4 separate regions of the Homo sapiens genome follow, and regions 2, 3 and 4 are each linked to region 1. Evidence: chromatin contacts called from ENCODE Hi-C or POLR2A ChIA-PET data. All regions are on one chromosome and are shown on one strand. The core of a region is the stretch at or near the end of the contact, and the rest is flanking DNA. Distances in the headings are between cores, read along the strand shown.

Region 1 (5,250 bases), core at 914-3,413:
TAAGATCACAAGCGAAGTTGTTTCAGATACTTGATGTTTCCAAACTTCTTAAAAAGATACAACAGCCAGGCGCGGTGGCTCACACCTGTAATACCAGCCTGTGATCCCAGCTACTCGGGAGGCTGAGGGAGGAGAATCGCTTGAACCCGGGAGGCGGAGGTTGCAGTGAGCCGAGATTGTGCCATTGCACTCCAGCCTGGGCAACAAGAGCGAAACTCCGTCTCAAAAAAAAAAAAAAAAAAAAAAAGACATAGTACTGGCTGGGTTTAGTGGCTCACGCCTATAATCCCAACACTTTGGGAGACTGGAGGATCACTTGAGCCCAGGAGTTTGAGACCAGCCTGGATAACATGGCGAAACCCTGACTCTATAAAAAATAAAAAAATTGGCCAGGTGTGGTGGTGCGTGTCTATAGTCCCAGCTACCCAGGAGGCTGAGCCTGGGAGGTTGAGGCTGCGGTGAGCTATGATCACAACACTGCACTACAGCCTTGACGACAGAGTGAGACCCTGTCTCAAAAAAAAAAAAAAAAAAAAAAAAAGAGACTCAATACAACTTCAACATTTTTTTTTCCTAATTCCGTAAGTCTAGCTTACAGGGATACTTAGTTGAAAAATCTACAAAAATTTCTTAGTCTGGATATAGAGTGACTGTGTTCCTATAAGCACAAATTTATACCCATCAAGATGAGACCAGTCCTAGCACAGACCAGGATTTTGAAATGTCAAACAAGCTGTATTTTCTCTGATGCTTCACAAGCATATCTGGTCCTCTCAGGAGAGATTTTTTTTTTCAGGCAGATTTGTGGTGGACATAGAGGAAGGTCACAGGATGGTACTATGTTCCACAAAACTGTGTCCTGTACTGCATGCATACAGATTAGGCAACATTATTAAATACGTTTATTTCCTTTCTTTCCTTCCTTCCTTCCTCCCTCCCTCCCTCCCTTTCTTTCTTCCTTTTTTTTTTTTTTTGAGACAGAGTCTTGCTCTGTCGCCCAGGCTGGAGTGCAATGGCGTGATCTTGGCTCACTGCAACGTCTGCCTCCCGGGTTCAAGCAATTCTCTTGCCTCGGTCACCCGAGTAGCTGGGATTACAGGCACCCACCACCACGACTGGCTAATTTTTTGTATTTTTAGTAGACATGGGGTTTTGCCATGTAGACCAGGCTGGTCTCGAACTCCTAACCTCAGGTGATCCACCTACCCGGGCCTCCCAAAATGCTGGGATTACAGGAGTGAGCCACCGCACCTAGCCTGTTACATTGCATTTTCTACTGTTAAGATGTTTTTTCCACTTGGGAATCATGTTGATCATACACAGAGAATGGAAGATACGTTGCAGTTTATACAAATGACATTTTCTGCAACGCGTCTGAGAACATGTTCTTGTAACAACTGAACATTTCTAACATTTCTTTTGAGGGGAACACCCATTTTATAACACTTTCTACTTAAAAGCACAGATCCCTCAAAGACCCTGAGTAAGCTGGATCCGTTACCATTTCCTTTAGCAGAGCGCCTTCGATTTCCCTTAGCTGCATATGTCCACCTCTGCGGGGGGCTCCACAGCCTCAGCCTGATCTTTCCGTCCTAGGCCTGATTATGGACTGCCAAGACTTTTTGGAGAAAGCAGTTTCTTGTCGCTCTTCTTTTTTCATTCTTCTTGATTTGCTTCCCTCTAACTATTGTCCCGAATCTCCTCCAGTTTCCAGAGCAACCCTCAGCAGGAGACTCTGTGCTTGATTCACCAAGGAGGAGAAAGGGTTTGAACTCCACTCCATCACCTCTGTCTCACCCACCAAAACCTCCCTAGAGCTGTTTTTCACAGCTTCCTCTCCTCGTTTCTGAGGAAGATAGGGCTTTCTTGCTTGCCAACACAAATCACTGTGCTCTGAATTTTACCTCCCTTCTGGATTTCAGTCCTTTTACCCCCTCTACATCTCTCCTCCATTTATAAAAGTGCTCAGAGATGCCCATTCTTTAAAATAAATACCTAAAAGAAAACAAAACCTTTCCCTTATTTTTGTTACTGCCCTAATCTAGTCTTATATCTCCTGCTTTCCTTTCACTGCCAGACGTCTTGGACTTGTGGTTTATAATCACATGGCTTCAGCTTTTGAAACTTGGCTTCTCTCCCTACCATCCTACTGAGAACTGTTCTCTAGAAGGTCACTGAGTCTCTTGTTTGTCAGATCCAGTGGCCTTTCCTCCGTTCTAATGCTCGAAATCTGTAGCATCTGACAATTTTTATTACCATGTGCTTCAGGCTCACTGTACCCTCGGCTTCCAGAACACCGTACTACCAGCTTCATCTCCTACCTTTCTGACCACTCCTCTTTTTTTTTCCTTCGGTAGTTCTTTCTTCCCCACTCCTGTGGCTTCCATACTAAATTCTACATAGAGAGCTCCCTGATGTTGATCTCCAGGATTGCCCTACACATTTCAGACCAGCATTTCCCCCACCAGCCATTCCCTTCCTCCTGAGTCCAGGATCTCCTGATTCAAGGGTCCACATCTCCTCTGACCCAGTTCCTCTCTTGCGTGTCCCACTGTTGCACATACTGCCGTCACTCAGAGTTCACGGACTTTTTTTTTTTTTTTTTTTTTGGTGACAGGATCTTGCTCTCTTGCCCAAGCTGGAGTGCAGTGGCATGATTATAGCTCACTGCAGCCTTGAACTCCTGGGCTCAAGCAATTCTCCCTCCTCAGTCTCCTGAGTAGCCAGGACAACAGGTGTGAGCCACTGAGCCTGGCAGGTTAAAAATTATTTTTTGTAGCAATGGGGTCTCATTATGTTGCCCAGTTTGGTCTTGAATTCCTGGCCTCAAGCGATCTTCCACCTTGGCCTTCCCAAGTGCTAGAATTACAGGCATGAGCCACTGCTCCTGGCCCACTCTCTGACTTTTGATTCTTTCTTCTGCCTCAGAGTTAGTCACTGGCAAATTCTGAACATTGCACTGTCTCCCATTTCACTCTTGGCCCTCCTTTCCATTCCCACAGCTACTTTGGTTTTAGGTCCTTGTCTCTTCTCTGCCCCTGTTTCTACTTCTGCCCTCATTTGTCTCACAGACATTCCAGGTAAAGGTGGGCAGCTCCAATACTGGCACCTTCCTGCTCAAAACCTCTTTATGGCTTTCTACTGTTAATGGAACTACAGATCCACAATTTTGCATGCAAAACTTTCACAAAAATGCAATATGGATTTATGAACTCTACAGTTAGTTTGGGAAAAACTGAAATGAAAGCCAGAACAAACTATCAACAAAACTATACTGTCTCTACCCTTTACTACAAAGGTTTTTTTTTTTTTTGAGATAGGGTCCTGCTCTGTTGTCCAGGGTGTAGTGCAGTAGTGCCATCATGGCTCACTGCAGCCTGGACCTCGCAGGCTCAAGCAATTCTCCTGCCTTGGCCTCCCAAAGTACTAGGATTAGAGGCATGAGCCACTGCACCCAGCCTAATATAAGGTTTCTAAGAAAAGGAAATTAAAAACCCCAAAAAGACAGTGGATACTTTTTCCAAATGAAATATTTCTCAGAGTCCAGATAAACATAAGTAGAATGTCAATTCGGTAGGTGTGCCAAACAGCCACCGTTCTGTAACTGTGACAATGCCCTCTGCTGTATTTATTGATGATATCTTTTTAATTCAAATATAGTGGAACATTTGACCATGGAATCAAGAGTTCTGTGTTCTGCTGGGCATGGTGGTATGTGCCTGTAATCCTAGCATTTTGGGAGGCAGAGGCAGGAGGATCGTTTGAATCCAGCAGTTCAAGATAAGCCTGGGCAACAAAGACTTTGTCTCTACTAAAAATTTAAAAATTAGCCAGGTATGGTGGTGCATGCCTGTAGTCCTAGCTACTGGGAAAGCCAAGGTGGGAGGATCACTTGAGCCCAGGAGTTTGAGGCTGCAGTGTGCTATGATTGCACCACTGCACTCCAGCCTGGGTAACAGAGTGAGATCTTGTTTTCACAAAAATAAAAAAATAAAAGAAATAAAGAGTTATGTGTTCCTGTTCGAATTGCAGAGTTAATTGGTCTAGCTCTTGTTAAGTCACTTAACATCTTTAGGCATTAATTTCCATATCTGCAATCTTTTGGGGTTTGAGGACTGTTTTGTCGGTAGTTCTCAATACTGGCTGCACGTTTCAGGTACCTGGGGAGTGGGTTTAAAACACATCCACAGGCCGGGCGCGGTGGCTCATGCCTGTAATCCCAGCACTTTGGGAGGCCAAGGCAGGTGGATCATGAGGTCAGGAGATCAAGACCATCCTGGCTAATATGGTGAAACCCCGTCTCTACTAAAAAATACAAAAAAAAATTAGCCGGGCATGGTGGCGGGCGCCTGTAGTCCCAGCTACTCAGGAGGCTGAGGCAGGAGAATGGCGTGAACCCGGGAGGTAGAGCTTGCAGTGAGCCAGGTTCGTGCTACTGCACTCCAGCCTGGGTGACGGAGTGAGACTCTGTCTCAAAAAAAAAAAAAAAAATAAATAAATAAAAATAAAAAATAAATCAAACAAAACATATCCATGCCCAGGCCCCCCTCTTAGGGATTGTTTCGATAGGACATCTGTCTCTCTCTCTCTCTTTCTATTTTTTTATTTGTTTGTTTGTTTGTTTTTTTAGACAGAGTCTCACTCTGTTGCCTAGGCTGGAGTGCAATGACACGGTCTCGGCTCACTGCAACCTCTGCCTCCTGGGTTCAAATGATTCTCGTGCCTCAGCCTCCCACGTAGCTGGGGTTAAAGGCACGTGCCACCATGTCCGGCTAATTTTTGTATTTTTAGTAGAGACAAGGTTTCACCATGTCGGCCAGGCTGGTCTCAAACTCCCGACGACCTCAGGTGATCTGCCTGCCTCGGCCTCCCAAACTGTTGGGATAATAGGCGTGAGCCACCGTGCCCGACCTATAATTACAGGTCTTTCTTTCTTTCTTTTTTTTTTTTTTTTGAGACGGAGTTTTGCTCTTGTTGCTCAGGCTGGAGTGCAATGACACAATCTCAGCTCACTGCAACCTCCGCCTCCGGAGTTCAAGAGGTTCTCCTGCCTCAGTCTCCCAACTAGTTGGGACTACAGGCATGCACCACGACGACCGGCTAATTTTTTGTATTTAGTAGAGATGGGGTTTCACCATGTTGGTCAGGCTGGTCTCAAACTCCTGACTTCAGGTGATCCACCCACCTCGGCCTTCCAAACTGCTGGGATTACAAGGGTGAGCCACCGTGCCTGGCCATAATTACGGTTAT
Region 2 (5,250 bases), core at 2,039-4,538, 390 kb before region 1:
GGCCACTACTGTCCATATCCATCCGTATCCATGCATATCCATCCATATCCACCAAGCTCCAGACATGGAGTCACCTGCCTCCATTGAAGAGGATGGGACTTAGCCCATTTGTTCCTAACGAGATTTAAAATGTCAGACCTTTTGATTTGTTTGTAAGGATGCAAATCTGCCTTTGTTAACATGCAGGACAAAGGGAGAAGAGTGTTAGCTTGGCTAAGGTAGGGACCCAGTCGCTGGGGGAGGCCACATGGGCATCAAAGGAGGTGGGGCTCTGCGTGTGTAGGTGTGCCCCAGTTAAAGGGATGGGAGGTCTCCCAGCCATTGGTGACTCTCTGGAGCTGCACTGTCAGACACAGTAGCGGCGAGCCGCAGGGGGTGACTTGTAGCTCGCCCACAGTGAGACGTGCAGGAAGTGTAAAATACACACTGGATTTCAGAGACTGGGTGGGGAGAAAGGATTGTGAAAGAGCTCATGAGTATTTTTTTATATCGGCTGCATGTTGAAATGCTGATATTTCGTGTTAATTTCACCCATTTATTTAAATTTTTGTTAACGTGGCTACTAGAAAAGGTTCGCTGGCTTCTGCAGGAGTGTTGGTGGCCCCAGGTGGCAGCTGCCCTCCTCCTGCACTGTCCCCTTCTCCCTCCAGATGGTACTCTTGGTACACAGATACACTGAAATGCTGGAGGGGCGTGGGGTCCTGGATGAGTGGCTGATGGGGCCTCGCTCTCTGGAGGGCTGTTTTGGGACTGGAATTGCCTGCGTGGTGCTCCCTATGGATGTGTGGCCAGCCTGGGGCCAGCACACAGCCTCTGGAGTCAGCCGGGCACCTGCCGCTGGGCCGGCATCCCTTCCTTCCAGGAAATACCCCCAGCCAGGCTCTATGGAGCAGCACCTCGCCCTTCCAGGGCCACCCCCAGCCCTCTGGCACCTCAGCACGGCCCCATTCTGCACAGCGGTGAGCCCCCCAGGGGCAGCAGCTGTGTCTCCTCTGCAGCTGAGGCATGTCGTCGCAACCCTGTGCTGAGCCTCTCCTCTCCTGCAAGTGGCCCAAAGAGGCCTCAACAGGGGCCAATGACCACTGGATGGGTCAGCTGGGCATCAGAAGGCCTTCCAGGCTCTGTCCTCTGTTGGTGGCCTTGGCGGAAATGGGAGAATGAAGGGGGAGGAGGGGTGGCCTTGTCCTGGGCCCAGGTGGCAGAGAGCCCTGCAGTGAGTAACTGCGCTCACACTTGGTTTGAGGCCAGGGCAGCATGGGGAGGCCGTCCAGGCTGGGGCAGCTGGCGGGTGGGGGCAGCGGTCAGTCCTGCCAGTCACTGGCACCAGGAAGGGGGAGAAGCCAGAGGGATGACTGAGGCCTCCCACTGGTCCTGCTGTGGGACGTGCCCTCAGCCAAGGTCTTCTAGTACGGAGCACGCACACGTGCACGCACTTACACGTACACACACACACACACACAATTGTTTCTGAGGCAGCTGTCAGGAGTCTGAGAGGCCGAGAGGTGGCTGAGGAGTGGGATTCGGCCGCTGACTGGCAGTGAGATCTCCTTGTCACCTTAGATGTATCCATTTCTCTTGTTTTCATTATAAAATGGCCCAAAGAGAGTGAAGCCTCGGGGTTGGGAGAGATTGCAGGTGGCTTAGCTCTGGAGGGAAAGTTTTGCAGGGCCTGCTCCCCAGGAAAGCATCATCCCCGGGCAGGGGTGTCTGGAGCTTGGCCCAACAGGGCTGCCCAAGAGCCCTGGACAGGGAAGCACAAAGCTTTCTTTTCATACCTGCTCCCTGTGGAAATCCTGCCCAGCCAGGGGGCGGCCCTCACCTGGCTGGCAGGTAAAGGCCTTCTGGGTGTTCCCTGCCTGCCCTGTTCCCAGGACTCCTGGCGCATTGGACATGGCTGCTCCCCCAGACTCCTCGAGGTCCCATCCAGCCACAGCGTTCCTGCTGCCCAGGCCCTGGACAACAGTGTCTCCTCCGTGGGGGGTCCTGTGCCATGGGTGGCAAATCCTCATGATGCCATGAGTCCTGCAGCCCCAGAGGGTGCTGCTGCCCTGCCGTGAGAGGCTTTTTCAGATGGGACAGCTAGGACCTTGGCCAAGGCCACCTGGCAAGGTTTTACAGAAGCTGGACTGGAACCTGGCCGCCCCCAGTCCCCTGGGCGGGTGCTTTTCCTGCACTTTTCCCTGGTAGAATGTCCTGCCCTTGGGGCCACATTTTGCAGCAGTCACAGGGCCTGGCCTCACTCCAGGGCTCCATGTTTGGATGCGAGGCCCAGTGGGTAAGTGCACTGCTGCCCACGCCCCCCCCCAAGCACTGTCTGCTCCTCCCTGCTTGCCTGCCTGTCAAGGCAGCCCTCATCTTCCTTGGAGGATGGGGCTGGGCTGGGAGCCTGCGCCCTCCCATTCTGACAAATGAGTAGAGGGAAGGGACGTTTTGCCCAGTTCCAAGGTGCCCTCTCTGTCCTCAGTGGAGAAGGAAGAGCCGCTGGCACATCTGAGCCACAGACCCTTCCTGCCTCTTATATCCCCACCAACCTGTGTTCCTGTGGACATGCCAGAAACCAGGCCGTGTGGCCTCTCACCACCCCATCACTCTGTTCGCTGTTCCACGCCACACCCTGCAGCCACCACCCAGTCAAAGGCGCCACTGCCTGGGAAGCCCCTGCGCTAGTCCTGGTGCTGCTGTGTAAATAAAGCCGCGATGCGGAGCTCGCCTCTGGTCTTCTCTTATTGTTTACCCAAGGCTGGCAGATGTTTTATAAGCCCCGAACGTTCTTGACAAACAGTTTGCCCTTCGGAGAGGGAAAGTTTCCTGGACCGTGATTCCCGACATCCTGCAAGGTCCCTTCTAGCTGTGGCCTGGGTGCTGAAGGGGTTTCCCCCCAGTGGGGTGGCCAGCCGATCTAGGATTCCAGCCGCCTTGCACAAAGCTGGAAGACGAGGGGCTGCAGGGTGCATGGCTGTGGAGCTGGCTGCGTCGGGAGGGAGAGTGCCCCCACGCCTGGCCTTTGACCTTGGAAGCGGCTGCCGTCAAAGCAGCAGCTTGTCCTGGGTCTTCCCAGACTTCGCAGTGACGGATTTCAGAGTGTTTCCTGTTACGAGAAGGCTGTGGATTCGCTTTGGAACATGACAGATTTTTCTTCTGTGCTACGTGGAGTGTGAGGGAAGGAAGTGAAACTGGTGTTAATTTTTCAGCAGTCACATGTCAAAGTGAGTGGCTAGCAAGCAGGGGGGTCCAGGCTGTGGTGGCCCTGGTCAGCCTTCCAGGAGTCAGGACCCTCCTGCTGCCCTCCTGTGTAAACAGACCAGCCAGGGCAATCCGAGCCAGCCCCGGTGGAGAGAAAGGGCCAGTGCTGGGCTTGGGAGCTCACCCCAAGTTCCTCGGGTACTCATCCTGGCAGTGCAGGGAAGGGCACCGGGAACAGGCCTGTGGAAAAATCCACTGTGCAATGAGTCCGTGAATCCCAGACATCCTCTCAGCAGCCCTCTGGTCCTGCCCGGGATAGAGGCTGTGGCTTCTGGTGTAGGTGGGCACTTCTGGGCTCAGAGGGGTCATTTAGCTCACCTGAGGTCACACGGAGTGGGACCCACCCCAATTTAAGCCTGTACACTTTTTTCTTTTGTCTCTTTTGGTAACAGCTTTATTGAGAAATCACTCCCACGCTGTATAACTCAGTGGTTTTCATACATTCACAGAGCTGTGCAGTCGTCACCACAATTTTATAACATTTCATCACCCCAAAAAGAAGCCTCAAATCGTTTAGCTATTATTAGCAAAGACCCCCCACATTCCACCCAGCCCCAGACAATCACTAATCTACTTTATGTCATACTTTCTTTCTTTTGTTTTCATTTTTTTTTTTTTTTTTTTGAGACAGAGTCTCACTCTGACAGCCAGGCTGGAGTGCAGTAGCATGATCTTGGCTCACTACAACCTCCGCCTCCCAGGTTCAAGCGATTCTCCTGCCTCAGCCTCCCAAGTAGCTGGGATTATAGCCACGCACCACCATGCCCAACTAATTTATGTATTTTTAGTAGAGATGGGGTTTCACCACGTTGGCCAAACTGGTCTCAAACTCCTGACCTCAAATGATCCCCCCGCCTTGACCTCCCAAAGTGCTGGGATTACAGGCATGAGCCACCGTGTCTGGCCTTATGTCATACTTTCATTTGAAAAATTTAGAAAAATTAAATTGGCCCAGGAGTTTGAGACCAGCCTGGGCAACATAGCGAGACCTCATTTCTATTAAAAATCAAAATTAGCCAGGTGTGGTGACACCCACCTGTGGTCCCAGCTACTCGGGAGGCTGAGGCAGGAGGATCTCTTAAACCCAGGAGGTCCACGAGGCTGCAGTGAGCTGTGATCATACCACTGCACTTCAGCCTGGGTGACAGAGCAAGACCTTGTCTCAAAAAGAAATTTTTTTAAATTGTGGTAAAATATATATAACATAAAATATGCCATTAAACAATTGTGATGTGAAGTGAATAAAATTTGAATACACAGCATAATGAATAACAAAGCAAACACTCTAAGGTCAAGAATTAGGAGGCTATCAGCTCCCCAGAAGACCTAGTCCCTGATTGACATGCCCAGTCCTGCAGAGGCGGCCCCGCCTTGCCGTGGGCACAGTGGCCGCGGTGACTGGGCCTGCTTTCTTCTCCCACATGGCTGGCTTCCCTCCAACATGGCGCTGGCTCTTCCTTCTCTGACCTTTATCCAAGTGGAATCGCACACTGTACCGTTGAGCTGTGGCTTGTTCATCGTGTCCTCTGTGGCTCCAACACCCCTCTCTGCCCGTCCCTCAGAGGGAACATCTGGGTGGGTCCCAGTTTGGCCCTTCTGCACTGGCTGCCAGGAATGTTCTGGTTTTTGTCTCCTGGACACATGGGCGTGAGTCCTTCTGGGGCGGATCTGCTGATAGATGGCAGTGCTGGGTCATGGAGGAGCATATGTTCAACTTGACCAGATGAGGCCAGACGGGTTTATGCCCCCACCACGGGGGGACCCTGTTGCTCCCCGCCCCGACCATCACGAGCTGTTCTGGGAGGGAGGCCCATGTTCTTCCCAGTTTACGGTCCTGGGAGGTTTCTGGACATTGTCAGCATGTGGCAGTCCCGGACGCTGGGCCTCCTGAGAGAGTGGGGAGGAGACCCGAGGCGGAGGCGAGTGTGTGAAAGGAGGCTGGTGGGGTCCACATGGCTCAGCAGGTGAACATGGGGTTTCCAGGGGCAGACACCCCATCGTGGCCCC
Region 3 (5,250 bases), core at 1,657-4,156, 290 kb before region 1:
GGGGGTGGAGGGGAGGACAGGGAGAGCAGGCCTCTCGGGCCTCACCCACCCTTGCACCTTCCAGCTCTAGGGCCCACACAGTACCAAGCCCTGGGCTCAATGTACCACTTATGAAAACTCAATTCAAATTGGCTTAGTGCAACAAGGTATTTGGTGGTCTCACATGACTTGAACATCCAGGCCTGGCTGTCACGGGAACCGCATCTCTTCCCATTGCAGCTACTTGGCAGGTGGCGGGATGTCCCCCAGCCACCGACGTCCCCCTGCCTGCTCCGCAACCCCAGGGCCTGCAGAAAAGGCCCACGAGACTCAGACTGGCAGAGACTTAGGCGGACCAGGAACAGGGGCGCAGTCTCCGTCCCACCCAAACCCTAACCAGAGAGAACACGGCACGTTGTGCCAGACGGAGGACGGATGCCAGCGAGGGTCCATGTCCTCACTGCCGACAAGGCTGGGAACTGGGCCAAGTGAAGCAGAGGCCTCCACGTCAGATGTGAGCGCCACCGGCCCAGGTGACTGCAGTTCTTCCCTCCTTCCGTTCGGCTTGAGCCCTCCAGAGGATCGGAAAGGCTGAGGCCTGACCTGGTGCCGCTGTCCTGGGTGGGTCTGTCCTGCTGGTCGGTTCCTGCCCCTCTCGGGGAGGTTGGCTGGCAGCTGGCAGGTGGAAAGCCTCCTGTGTTCACCTCAGGGCAGAGGTGGGGACACAGGGCGGGACGGGCGAGTGTGGTGCCCCTCTGGGGTGGGTGCTCTTGGGTCCGCCTCCCGTGCCAGAGTGCGTGTCAACAGTTCCAGCTGCCCCTCAGAACTGTCCTGGTTTAGGAGGTGAACACACGGGGCAGCCTACATTCTACGTGGTTTTTTTAACATTATAAAAGCAGCATGTGTTATTACAGGAAATTTAACAGAAGTATATAAAAAGAAACCAGAAGTCACCCGGGAGTCTGAGCACTGTGCTCTCTGGGGCCTTTCCTTTCGGCCTTCTTCCTTCCAGCCCTTTCCCTGCACACTGGACAGAGTGGCTGAGTCTCTCTCGTAAGCCCACAGGGTTATGATCGCTGTGCAGGTAAGGAGACTACACGTGTGCCCCATGTCAGAAGCACCTGTGCCTGGCCTGGGCACTGCACTGGGGGTGAGGCCTGGGGCCAGGCCCCACGTGGGGGCAGAACGGAGCTATCCATCCAGCCAGGGACCTCATCTAGGGATTGGGGGCAGCAAGGGGCTGGTAAGGGCCAGAGGTAATTCCAGGGCCACTCTGTGCCCTACCCTCAGGTGGGGCACAAGGGTGGGGGCACTGCGCTGGGTAGAAGCCCCCCGCCAGCCCCTGGCCCACCAGTCATCTGTCAGATACGGAGGCAGGGGTGAGGGGAGGGTGTGCTGGGGAAGTCAATGCATCCAGCCTCGAATCAGTGAGTCCCTAGGCCTTGGGTAAGGCAGGGCTGCAGGGATGGCAGTGAGGACAAGGGGCTCACCTCCCCCCAGCAGCCCCACTTCACATGTTTGTTTCTTGAGTTCAGTGCTCATAGACTTAAAAAAAAAAAATCTTGCTAAAAGCAAAAACCAAAAGAAAAGCGGGGGCTACAGAGCCTCATTCCCAGAGGGGCTGCTCTGGCCCTAACAAGCATTCTAGGCCAGACTTCCATGGGCAGATTGTGTGGGCAAGTGTTGAGTTATGGAAATCAAGCAAACCTCTCCACGCCTGTCCTCCAGGCCGCAAACACGCCCTTCTCCTGAGTCCGGGTAAGCAGAGGGCCATGCACGGGAGACAGTGGGCCACGCCGGGCTGGGCTTCGTGCTTCTGGGGCCCCCGCAACTCACTCACGCAGCAGAAGTCTGCACTGTGCTGCCTGCAGCGGGGGCAGAAACCCGGAGCCAGTGAGCCTGTCTGTGCCACCTCAGCTACCCTGGTGGGTGGGTGGTGGGGGCCATCCCAGGCCCCTCAGGGCTGCAGGCCAGGCTGGGCCCATCTCCGCACGCTGCTGTGTGGCCTCACCTCCCAGCGCTGTCGAAGGCTGAGCTGCTGTGCTCGGAAGGGCAGACTCCTCCATGGCTTCTAACTCAAGTGACACAAGGAGTGTCTCCCCACTGCTGTCCTGGGGCTCCTGGCCCTAGAAGGGCTCCCCATGATGCAGCTGTGGCCATGGGCAGCCTTCCCCCGTCCCCCGGCGTCTCCACAGCTCTGTGATGTCTGCTAGCCCCATTTTATCGATTCAGACCCCGAGGCTTGGAGGGGACAGAAGGGTCCAGTCTAGGTCTCTCTGCGCCCAGAGCTAATGCTCCTGTGAGCAGGGGGGACCTGCCAGTTCACCACACCCAACAGAAACCACACAGCTGGCACCAGGCACTTGGGTATTGAACCAGGAAGCTTTATTTACACAGTACAAGTAACAAGCAAATTCCTGAGAGACTAGAGCGGCTGGAGTGCAAGCCACAGCCTGTGCGGGGAGGCCAGGCTGCAGGGGCGGGCAGACCCTGGGCCCCGGGTCTACGCTTTCTGGTCGCCACACTTCCTGAAGCACGGCAACACCCACAACATCCAGCTCAGGGAAGCCCCTGCAGCCCCAGAAACAGCCTATGTGCTATCTGTCGCCCCAGCCCCCAGGACAGCTTCCCCACACACTGAAAACACAAATCATTTGCCAAAAAGACTATGCTAGAAGGTCAGACTATCCTATCTAGGCTACAAGATCTCCACTTCGGTCTGCCATTAAAAAAAAAAAAAATCTTTCTCTTCTTTTCTCTTTAAAGAGGCATGACAGAGGGGTTTGACCAACAGCGTGGACATGGCAAGGTGTGGCATCATTGCCAGTGTGGGGCCAGAGGGTGCCCGAGCCCCGGTGCGCGGCCAGCCTGCTGCATCCCTGCCGGCTGACGTCTGGAGTGACCGTCATTCCAGTGACCACCCCCATAGCCACAGACGGCACGTCAGTGGAAACGGGGGTGCAGCAGGCATGACACCAAGGCAGAGCCCGCAGCAGGGGGCCCGGGGTTCCACAGCTAGGGAAGCTTGCTCAGACAGGCAGCACACCCAGGGCACGGCCACTCACGCCCCCGCACCAGGAGACCCATTTGGAAGTTAGTTAGGGTTTGTTTTGTTTTCTTTTTAATGTGGACTTCCCCTTTATTTAAATTTTCTTTCAGTGTACAAATTCACAAAACTGGCTACAAAAATTTGGTTGAAAAGTAAGGCTTTCTGAGAATGAAAATCTGTACGTCTGGTCAGAACAAGCTCCCCACGGGCCCAGGTGCACGTCTGCCCGTGCAAATCCGGCCTCCACCGCGAGTAAGGCAAGAGGGTATGGCAACGAAAATGGCAAGGCTGTGGCCCCAGCCCCTGGGCCCCACGGGTGGACGGCAGCCCCTGGCAGTTTGGTGGCTTTGGAATGAGTGGGGTGCATGTGGCACTAAGCCCCCCCCACCGCCCCGGCTTTCCTGCAGGCTTAGCCCGCGCTTTAGGACCCCATGAGCAGGCAGATGGCCTGGCACGGCTTGCTTCTGGCTCTGCCCTTCCTCAGTCTCCCCTCAGAGGCAGGGTTTGTGGGCAAGGCTGTGACAAAAGTAAGGCTCCTGCCACTGCCCCCAGCTGGGGCCATCATGCTGGTGGGGGTGAGCTGTCTGCCTGCTGCCCATGGGGACACCAATGTGGGGGGCACCTCCTAGGCGAACCTCCCTCCCAGAGGACTGAGATCAGAAGTCCTGGGGCCAGCAGGGTGGAGTGCAGGAACAGGCTGCTCCGGGCAGTGTGGCAGCTTGGATGATGGGGTGGCACCTTATAGATAGGGTCTACTCCCTCCAGTCAAAACACAAACATGAAACCAGCTAAAGGCCATTTCTTTCTCTAAGCAGAAGGGATAGCCACCATTTTCTCCCCTGACTGCTGCGTGGTGGGCACAGGACAGGCAGGCGGGGTCTGAGGAGGCTGGGTCATTTCTCCCTAAGCGCCCTGGGGCTGGGCTTGCTGGTCGATGGGACCAGCTTGCGGGGAGGTGGGGAGGTGGCTGTGACTCAGCCAGCTCCACAGCTTGTCCCTTCCTGCCACCAGGCCTGAATGGGGAGGTGGCAGGCAAGGTTTGAGGGCAGGTCACCCACACCCCAGTCCCACGACATATACCTGTCACCATGTGCCTCCCACCCCAGCCCTAAGCAAAGGTAGCTGGGGGCTGCTGCATGCCTCAGCCTCAGCTGGCACCGTCCACCTCCCTCACTGCCTCTGCCTTCCACAGGAAGGCCTGCTATAGAGGCTGTGTGCCCTCGGCCACACCGGGCATGTGGTGCCAGGACCCCCCACGCCCAGTGGTACTCCGGGGGCAAGACATGGCCATGTGCTCTCCACATTCACCCAACAACTGCCCTGGCCGCCTCCACATTTGCTCTAAGAAGACATGGTCTCCATGACCCCCAGGCAGGGACAGGCCAAGATGTCTCTGTCTGCTCAGAGCCACCAGCTCTTGGGTTCGGCTGTCCGGGATCACAAGTAGACATGCCTCCGGCAGGAGCTACAGCAACCAGAGGTGAGCTGGTTCCCCGGCTCTGGGACCTGCCCAGTGCCCGGCATACCCCATGTGTCAGCCACCTGAGCTAGCAACACCATCTCTCAGGGCTGTGGGGCTGGGGGCTTTCTGCCAGCTCCTTAAAGCTGATTTTTAAGAAGTGCCACCCACATATTGGGAACTTGAACCACCATCCTTTTGATGTAGTAAAAAAATAAGATTTAAACAACGTTTCCCAAAAAGCATCTTTCTTGAGGAGAAAGAAGGTGAGAAGCATCTGGACTCAACCTGCAGAAGCGAGGCGTTCACTCGTCCATGAAGACGAGCAAAAGCAAAGTGACTACAAAAGTGCTTTGAACGCGCGTGTCAGCCAACACAAGGGAGCGCACCAGTTATTTTTAGCCTTATGGGAAAATGAGCCACTTGCTCCTAAGCCAGCCCAATTGCTATTGTTTGCAGAAGACGCCACATTCGCTAAAAGCCAGATTCCCATAGAGCAGAGCCCATGTGGTGGTGTCTGCAAGGCAGCCGGAGAGGAGCTACAAACCTTGAGAGGAGAGCAAACCCTCAGGGGGCTAGGCTCCTCGGATGCCCCAGGGTGAGGAGCCAGGGTGGGGTAGGGGCAGGGAGCATGAATCCAGCTTTGTGCCGGTGGCTGGGCCTACAACAGAGATGCAGCCCTCAGGACTGGGCTCCCCCTAAGCTGACAAGGGCGTGGGCTTGTCTTGAGGTGGGTGATGTGCCCTGGTTACAGCCAGCAGTC
Region 4 (5,250 bases), core at 755-3,254, 260 kb before region 1:
TAAGTGAGGCCCCATCCCTGGAATCTCACACAGCCAGCCTCCTGGCCGGGCCATTCCTGGGTAGCAAGCCCTCCCTTGGCAGACCCTGCAGCAGGCGATGGGAACTGGGAGCAGAAGGAGAACAGCCTCCACCTCAGAGAAGCCCAAACTCAATGAAGAGGCAGGACTGGTGAGCGGCACACACTGGGAAGGGATGCACAGCGAGGCATCGGGGCCGCATGTGCTGATGGTCAGGCTGTGCTGGGCACTCTGCCAAGCACGTGGGGAAAATATCATCTCATTTAATGTGTATCACTGCCCTGAAGCTCTCAAGTTTATTACTAGACCCATTTCATAAATGGGGACTCTGAGTCTAAGTGACTTGGATGAATGGCGCAGAAAGCCACGGCAAATCTCCCTGTCTCTGAGGAGCGGCCCCAAGGCTCCAGGCCTCGGGTGTTTCTCTTGCTCATAAACCCCACTCCCCAAGCTGCGACAATCAGATTTTTCAGGGTCTCAAGCAGAGTGTTGATCTGTACATTTTGAAGTTCCAAAGGAACTGGAAGCTCCCTGTAGACAGGCAGGCAAGAGAAGAAAAGGAAAGCTGTCGCCAAGACCCCACCACATGCGGGAGCTTTCCATTAGCAGGACTGTCCTCAGAACAAGTGTGAGCAGAGATGCATGTCACCAATGCACTCGTGTGGCAGCTGAGGCTCAGGGAGGCAGGTATGTGTCCAGTGTCACAGCTAGGAAGCAGCAGAGGGCAGGGAAGGCCTGTACCCTTTCCATGTCACCCCATGGGGTGGGGTGGCTATGTCTCCCTCGGGGTCACCCCCTCCCCCAGGGCACCTCACTGAAGTGTTGAGGGCAGACCCAAGATGGCTGCTTGAGATGAGCCGAGGAAAATGTCTTCGGCTTCACCAGACACAGGAGGAGCTTCATAGCTCAAGGGATGACCCTGGCCTGTGGTCACTGTTTCCTACAAAGCCCAGAACAGCCCCGTGTGCATGAAGCAGGTCAGTAGCCACATGGAGCTATCAGCCAGCAGAGGGCTCAGGGTGGAGCCAGGGATGGGAAAGGAAGTGGGTGTGGGCACGGGGAGAGTCAACAGGAAATGCACTGGGGACGCCATGGGGCTGGCTGAGGCCTCACCACCCCCAGACTTCTGCATTCTTGGTTCTTCCTAGGATGCTGAAAATCTGCTTGGCCCTGCAGGGCACAATGGCACACCCTGCCTCCTCCAGAAAACCCTCTCTCTGAGAACACTGCAGCAGCCAAGCTTCTGGGAGGAAACCAAGACACATCGAGGATCCAAGGCTCTGGGAGCGTCTGTTGGAAAACCCCACGCTCAAGACCACAGGCCTGGGCACGGCAGAGGGCCAAGCCTTGGGCAGGAAACCTCCAGGATGGAGAGGGACAGATGGGCAGTGGGTGCCTCCAGCCCAGTGTGCCTGGTGCCCACGAGCCTGCAGTCTCCATGGAGGGGAAGGTCTGGGAAGCTGGGGTAGGATGGGCTGCGGCCTGCTGTGTCCTGGCCTGGCTCTCCACCACCTGCCATAACATCATCACACATCTCCCCGCTCCTTGGGAGCCTCCCCCATCTGTAAAATGGCAATAATGACCTCGTCCTGCCTGCCTCATAGGAATGCCATGAGACCTCAAGAATAATTGCCATGGGGCTTCACGAGGGAGAACCCACTAGAAATGCAACAGCAGAGCCCTCCACCATGCCCTCACAATGGGCCAGGCATGGTGCGTGCACCAACAAGCCCCTAAAGGTGCTCTTTTTTGCTTTGCAGATGAGCAAACAGGCTCAGAAAGGTTAAGTAACTTGCCCAAGGTCCTACAGATGAAACAGAACTCAGAGCTAGTCCACCTGTCCCGCCTGTTCGGGGCTCCTTTTGCTGCTAAGGGGTCTGGCCGGGATTAGCAATTGTGGGAAGCCGCCCTGAGAAGAGAAAGCACCGTCCCAGCCCTTAACGAATGTGCAGCGTCACTGGAGAGACTGGTGGTGGAAAGTGCTTGCCACAACAAGCGAGCCACTTGCGGGAGACAGGATGAAACTGGTGGGGGATGAGAGCTGTATCCTACTGACTTGCAGAAGCAGCTGCAGGCCTGCTGGGCAGACTGCCAAAGGCAGGCAACAGCAGCAGTGGAAGGCCAGGTCTGGTCACTGCCCCATCATCAGCTAACTTTCTAAGTGACCCAGGGCAAAGGACTGCAACTCTCTAGGCCTGTTTCACCAGGTACATAATGACAGGTCCCTTCCAGTTCTGAAACGTATAGGCTCCAGCTAGAACCTTCTGCACCTACCTCTTCAACCTCTAACCTGGGAGTAAGGAAACCAGCCTGGATTATTTCGAAGTTTCCATGTCTTCCAAGAAAAAATATTGTTGTCTCAGTAGATGGCAGCAAACTAACCCTGGCAGAGGCCTTCCTGCTATTGTTGGACCAGCTTGGCACCCTCTGACCACCCATCTGACCAAGCAGAATGGAGGATGGGGTAGAGAGGGTGCTACAGGGCAGGCTGGCCCAGGCAACAAAGCCATGGTGGGAAAGAGAAACAGCAGGCCTGGCCGGCCCCACCTCCAGGCAAGTCAGCAGCTGTTTCTCCCAACATGTCTGCCCTCCGTCGCATAACACAAGGTATTGCCAAAATCCCAGCCACTGCAAGGATGTGGACAATGCCTGTTCTAAACGAGCTTCCAGACCAAGCCTCAGTCTGCTTTCTCACAGCTGGATAAAGGCCGCCTTCCATGCAGAGTGTCCCCCTGTAAGATGGAGGGCTTACTGCCAGAGAGCTGCCCTACCCAGAACTCAGGCTGGCGGTGTCCCTGGTCTCCCTCACACACTGGGAAGTGTGCACTTGATTCTTTGTACTCCTTCAGACCCCAAAAGCAACCAAATATACATAAGTCCCCAAAAGCAACCAAATATACGTAAGTCCCCATAAGCAACCAAATATACATAAGTCCCAGGAAACGCGCCATTCATTTTAAGTCCATGGTGCCTTTAGGAAGACACTACTGTTCCCATTTTTTAGATAAGAACTCTGCGGCCCAGGGCAGTCACTTGCCCAGGCCCTCTCCTCGCAGGCTCACTCCCTCTGCACTTTGCCTGCAGATTTCCAGCCATCTACTAGATATTTCTAGCAGTAAAACTAACGTCATAACAAGACAAGCTGGCGACAGGTACAGATGACATAATTATCGATCAGATGACTTATCTCCCTAATGGAGCTGGGATATTCTTAGTAATATAATTAAGTATAGGATAATTTTACAATACTGTAGGCTGTGCCCTGCTCCCAGAGTAAGCACTAAGGAGGCAGACCTCTCCCTCCAAGGAAGGACTCTCTATCGGTTGGAGGAGGCCAAAGGTAAAAGAGGCCCAGGTCATCGCGGGACAGGTGTCGTCTACCCTGAATCTGAGAACCAGGCATGAGCCTAGGTCTTCTAAGCGTTCCAGTTGGACCCTCCACGCTGGATGATGACAATGATGGTGGTTTTGGCAGTGGTGCTTGTGACGCTGAAAGTAACGGTGGTTATGGTGATGATGGTGATGACAGCAGCTGCCATCTGCCAAGCACGCACAGTGTGGCCAGATGTGCTAGGCGCTCTACACCCTTTGGCCTATGTGATCTTCACACCAACCCTGTGAGGCAAGTTATTCTTCTCATCTCCACTTTACAAATGAGGACGCTGCAGCTCAGAGTTTACCTGGCCAGAGCACAGCGAAGCCGAGAGCTGAACCCTAACCCCAGGACTCCAGAGGCGCTGTTTTCTTCCACCTAATGCCTCCCAGAGTGAGGCATTCCTCCTCCAGAAGGAAAACTACTTCTGCAGATGACCAATTTCCAGACTATTTCCCCAGTACAATGTCCCCAGCCCTGCTAGGAGGCCAATATTCCTTTGCCATCAGCCATTTGTTTCGAGAGAGAGATGTGTTTGAAAAGAAAGGGTTCATCCTAAAGTGGATTTTCTGTGCCCTAAACTCTGAAACCCCCCTCTTGCCTTCAACGAGAATGAAAACAAACCTAAGACAACAAAGAAAAAAGAAATGCGAGGACTCACGGGCGCTGAGTCACACCGAGAGGCTCCACGCATGTGAATTAGCCACGCCAGACACTGGGAGCCCCCCAATCTCCCTTCAGAGGCCACTTCCTGCCCAAACCACCCCAAAGCCAAAGCCACTGCAGCAAAGGTGGCAGCAAGGCAGGGCCAGCTGCACTCAGCACAGGGGCAAAGCCAAGCCTTCTGTCCTTGCCGGCCTCGGTTTCTCCCTTTGTGCCACAGGGAGACAGAGCCAGGTGGCCACCACCTTGCCCTCAGACGCTCTGTTGTGGCCTTGCTGCTAGCCTTTTCCAGGAGCTGAGGCCCCAGGGCCCTAACTCAGTTCCCTCGTGTTCCATTTCCCTCTGCACCTTCCCAAAGGTGCAGAAGGAGGCTGGAGGGGTGCGGCTGAGCAGAGGGTGCTGCCTGGCATCCTCCTGAGCCTGCTCTGCTCTGTCCTCCCAGCTACACAGGACAGGCAGGGATGAAGCTAAGAGGGCTGCCAGGGGAGGCAGTATAAAGGCATGCTGTGGCCCCTCACTGCTGAACTGCAGGCACTGTAGCAGGGAGCCCAGCCGCTGGACGGAATCACAATCCCACACACGGCACCAGGGACCTGGACTATGCACCCCACTCCTCCTGCTGCTCTCCCCTGCCACCCCCACCTCCGAGACAGTGAGGCCCAGCGGCCTCCTCATTTCCTCCTCAGGGGAGCACTGTGGAGACTGTCAGCTGACTTCCGACCCTGGGGCCTGCCTGCTCTGGAGGGTCAAGGTCAGCAGAGCCCCACAGATGTCTAGCCCCTGCCTCAGGTCGGCAGTGACTGGGCACTGGCACATGGCGGGGACACGCCACCCCTGCTGTCTACTATGACTGGGCCTGGAACGTTCACGCCAGCCCCAGCGTCAGGACAACTGCGACTGAGGGCGGTTCTCAACCCAGACAGCCTTTGCTTGCTGGTTCCTTTATTTGTCCCCCATCTGTGAAGCATCTGTGGTCCACCAGGTGCTCTCCTGAGCAATGTGAACTCAGGGGCCAGGAAGCGAGGCCCCTGCCCTCCAGGAGTCCCTTTCCAAAGGGCATACCTGGAGAATTTCAAAGCCAACATCAAAGTGTGATAAGCACGAGCATGCTTTTGAGGCTGGAATTATCCCCTCTAGTTTTTCATTTATAGTCCTCTCTTCCACTTGGGTCCCAAGACTTTCCCAAGTTTGTCCCT

The links. Hi-C counts contacts between places; a loop is a spot of excess contacts on that map. ChIA-PET counts read pairs that join two places held with the same protein, here RNA polymerase II (POLR2A). Pooled maps may share reads with other maps.
Region 2: a loop to region 1 is called in a map of psoas muscle, with 5 times the contacts of the local background. The contact joins two enhancer-like sites. A Hi-C loop is called at or near these places in 9 of 168 maps with a recorded cell type or tissue (B cell, CD8-positive, alpha-beta T cell, MCF 10A and 5 more), 18 of 37 single-sample maps with no recorded cell type and 29 of 50 pooled maps. POLR2A ChIA-PET finds 5 or more read pairs at or near these places in 4 of 52 experiments (A673, CD4-positive, alpha-beta T cell, HEK293 and 1 more).
Region 3: a loop to region 1 is called in a map with no recorded cell type, with 1.8 times the contacts of the local background. The contact joins two enhancer-like sites. A Hi-C loop is called at or near these places in 3 of 37 single-sample maps with no recorded cell type and 3 of 50 pooled maps. POLR2A ChIA-PET finds 5 or more read pairs at or near these places in 2 of 52 experiments (K562 and activated T-cell).
Region 4: a loop to region 1 is called in a map of gastrocnemius medialis, with 2.0 times the contacts of the local background. The contact joins two enhancer-like sites. A Hi-C loop is called at or near these places in 3 of 168 maps with a recorded cell type or tissue (CD14-positive monocyte, CD8-positive, alpha-beta T cell and gastrocnemius medialis) and 9 of 50 pooled maps. POLR2A ChIA-PET finds 5 or more read pairs at or near these places in 1 of 52 experiments (activated CD4-positive, alpha-beta memory T cell).

Annotation. Positions count from the first base shown.
Region 1 is chr10:124,909,754-124,915,003 of GRCh38, forward strand. No RefSeq gene overlaps it. Among named protein-coding and RNA genes, the nearest start is that of ZRANB1, 30 kb to the right of the region's middle. Within about 2 kb of position 2,164, at least 4 of the 41 ENCODE cell types and tissues checked have a DNase peak (open chromatin) inside an H3K27ac peak, as active enhancers do; they include gastrocnemius medialis, where a contact is called at or near this core.
Region 2 is chr10:124,520,428-124,525,677 of GRCh38, forward strand. The region is part of intron 6 of LHPP (phospholysine phosphohistidine inorganic pyrophosphate phosphatase); the gene reads left to right. Among named protein-coding and RNA genes, the nearest start is that of LHPP, 61 kb to the left of the region's middle. RefSeq lists enhancers at 1,687-2,228, 3,109-3,278. Within about 2 kb of position 3,289, at least 14 of the 41 ENCODE cell types and tissues checked have a DNase peak (open chromatin) inside an H3K27ac peak, as active enhancers do.
Region 3 is chr10:124,616,950-124,622,199 of GRCh38, forward strand. It overlaps FAM53B (family with sequence similarity 53 member B), which reads right to left. Exons shown (of 5, transcript NM_014661.4): 5 at 2,343-5,250. Among named protein-coding and RNA genes, the nearest start is that of FAM53B-AS1, 84 kb to the right of the region's middle. RefSeq lists enhancers at 3,260-3,389, 4,742-5,242. Within about 2 kb of position 2,907, at least 8 of the 41 ENCODE cell types and tissues checked have a DNase peak (open chromatin) inside an H3K27ac peak, as active enhancers do.
Region 4 is chr10:124,646,912-124,652,161 of GRCh38, forward strand. All of the region lies in intron 4 of FAM53B (family with sequence similarity 53 member B), which reads right to left. Among named protein-coding and RNA genes, the nearest start is that of FAM53B-AS1, 54 kb to the right of the region's middle. RefSeq lists enhancers at 869-1,163, 909-1,203, 1,356-2,198, 2,018-2,107, 4,283-4,392 and silencers at 1,909-2,203, 1,937-2,137. Within about 2 kb of position 2,005, at least 32 of the 41 ENCODE cell types and tissues checked have a DNase peak (open chromatin) inside an H3K27ac peak, as active enhancers do; they include gastrocnemius medialis, where a contact is called at or near this core.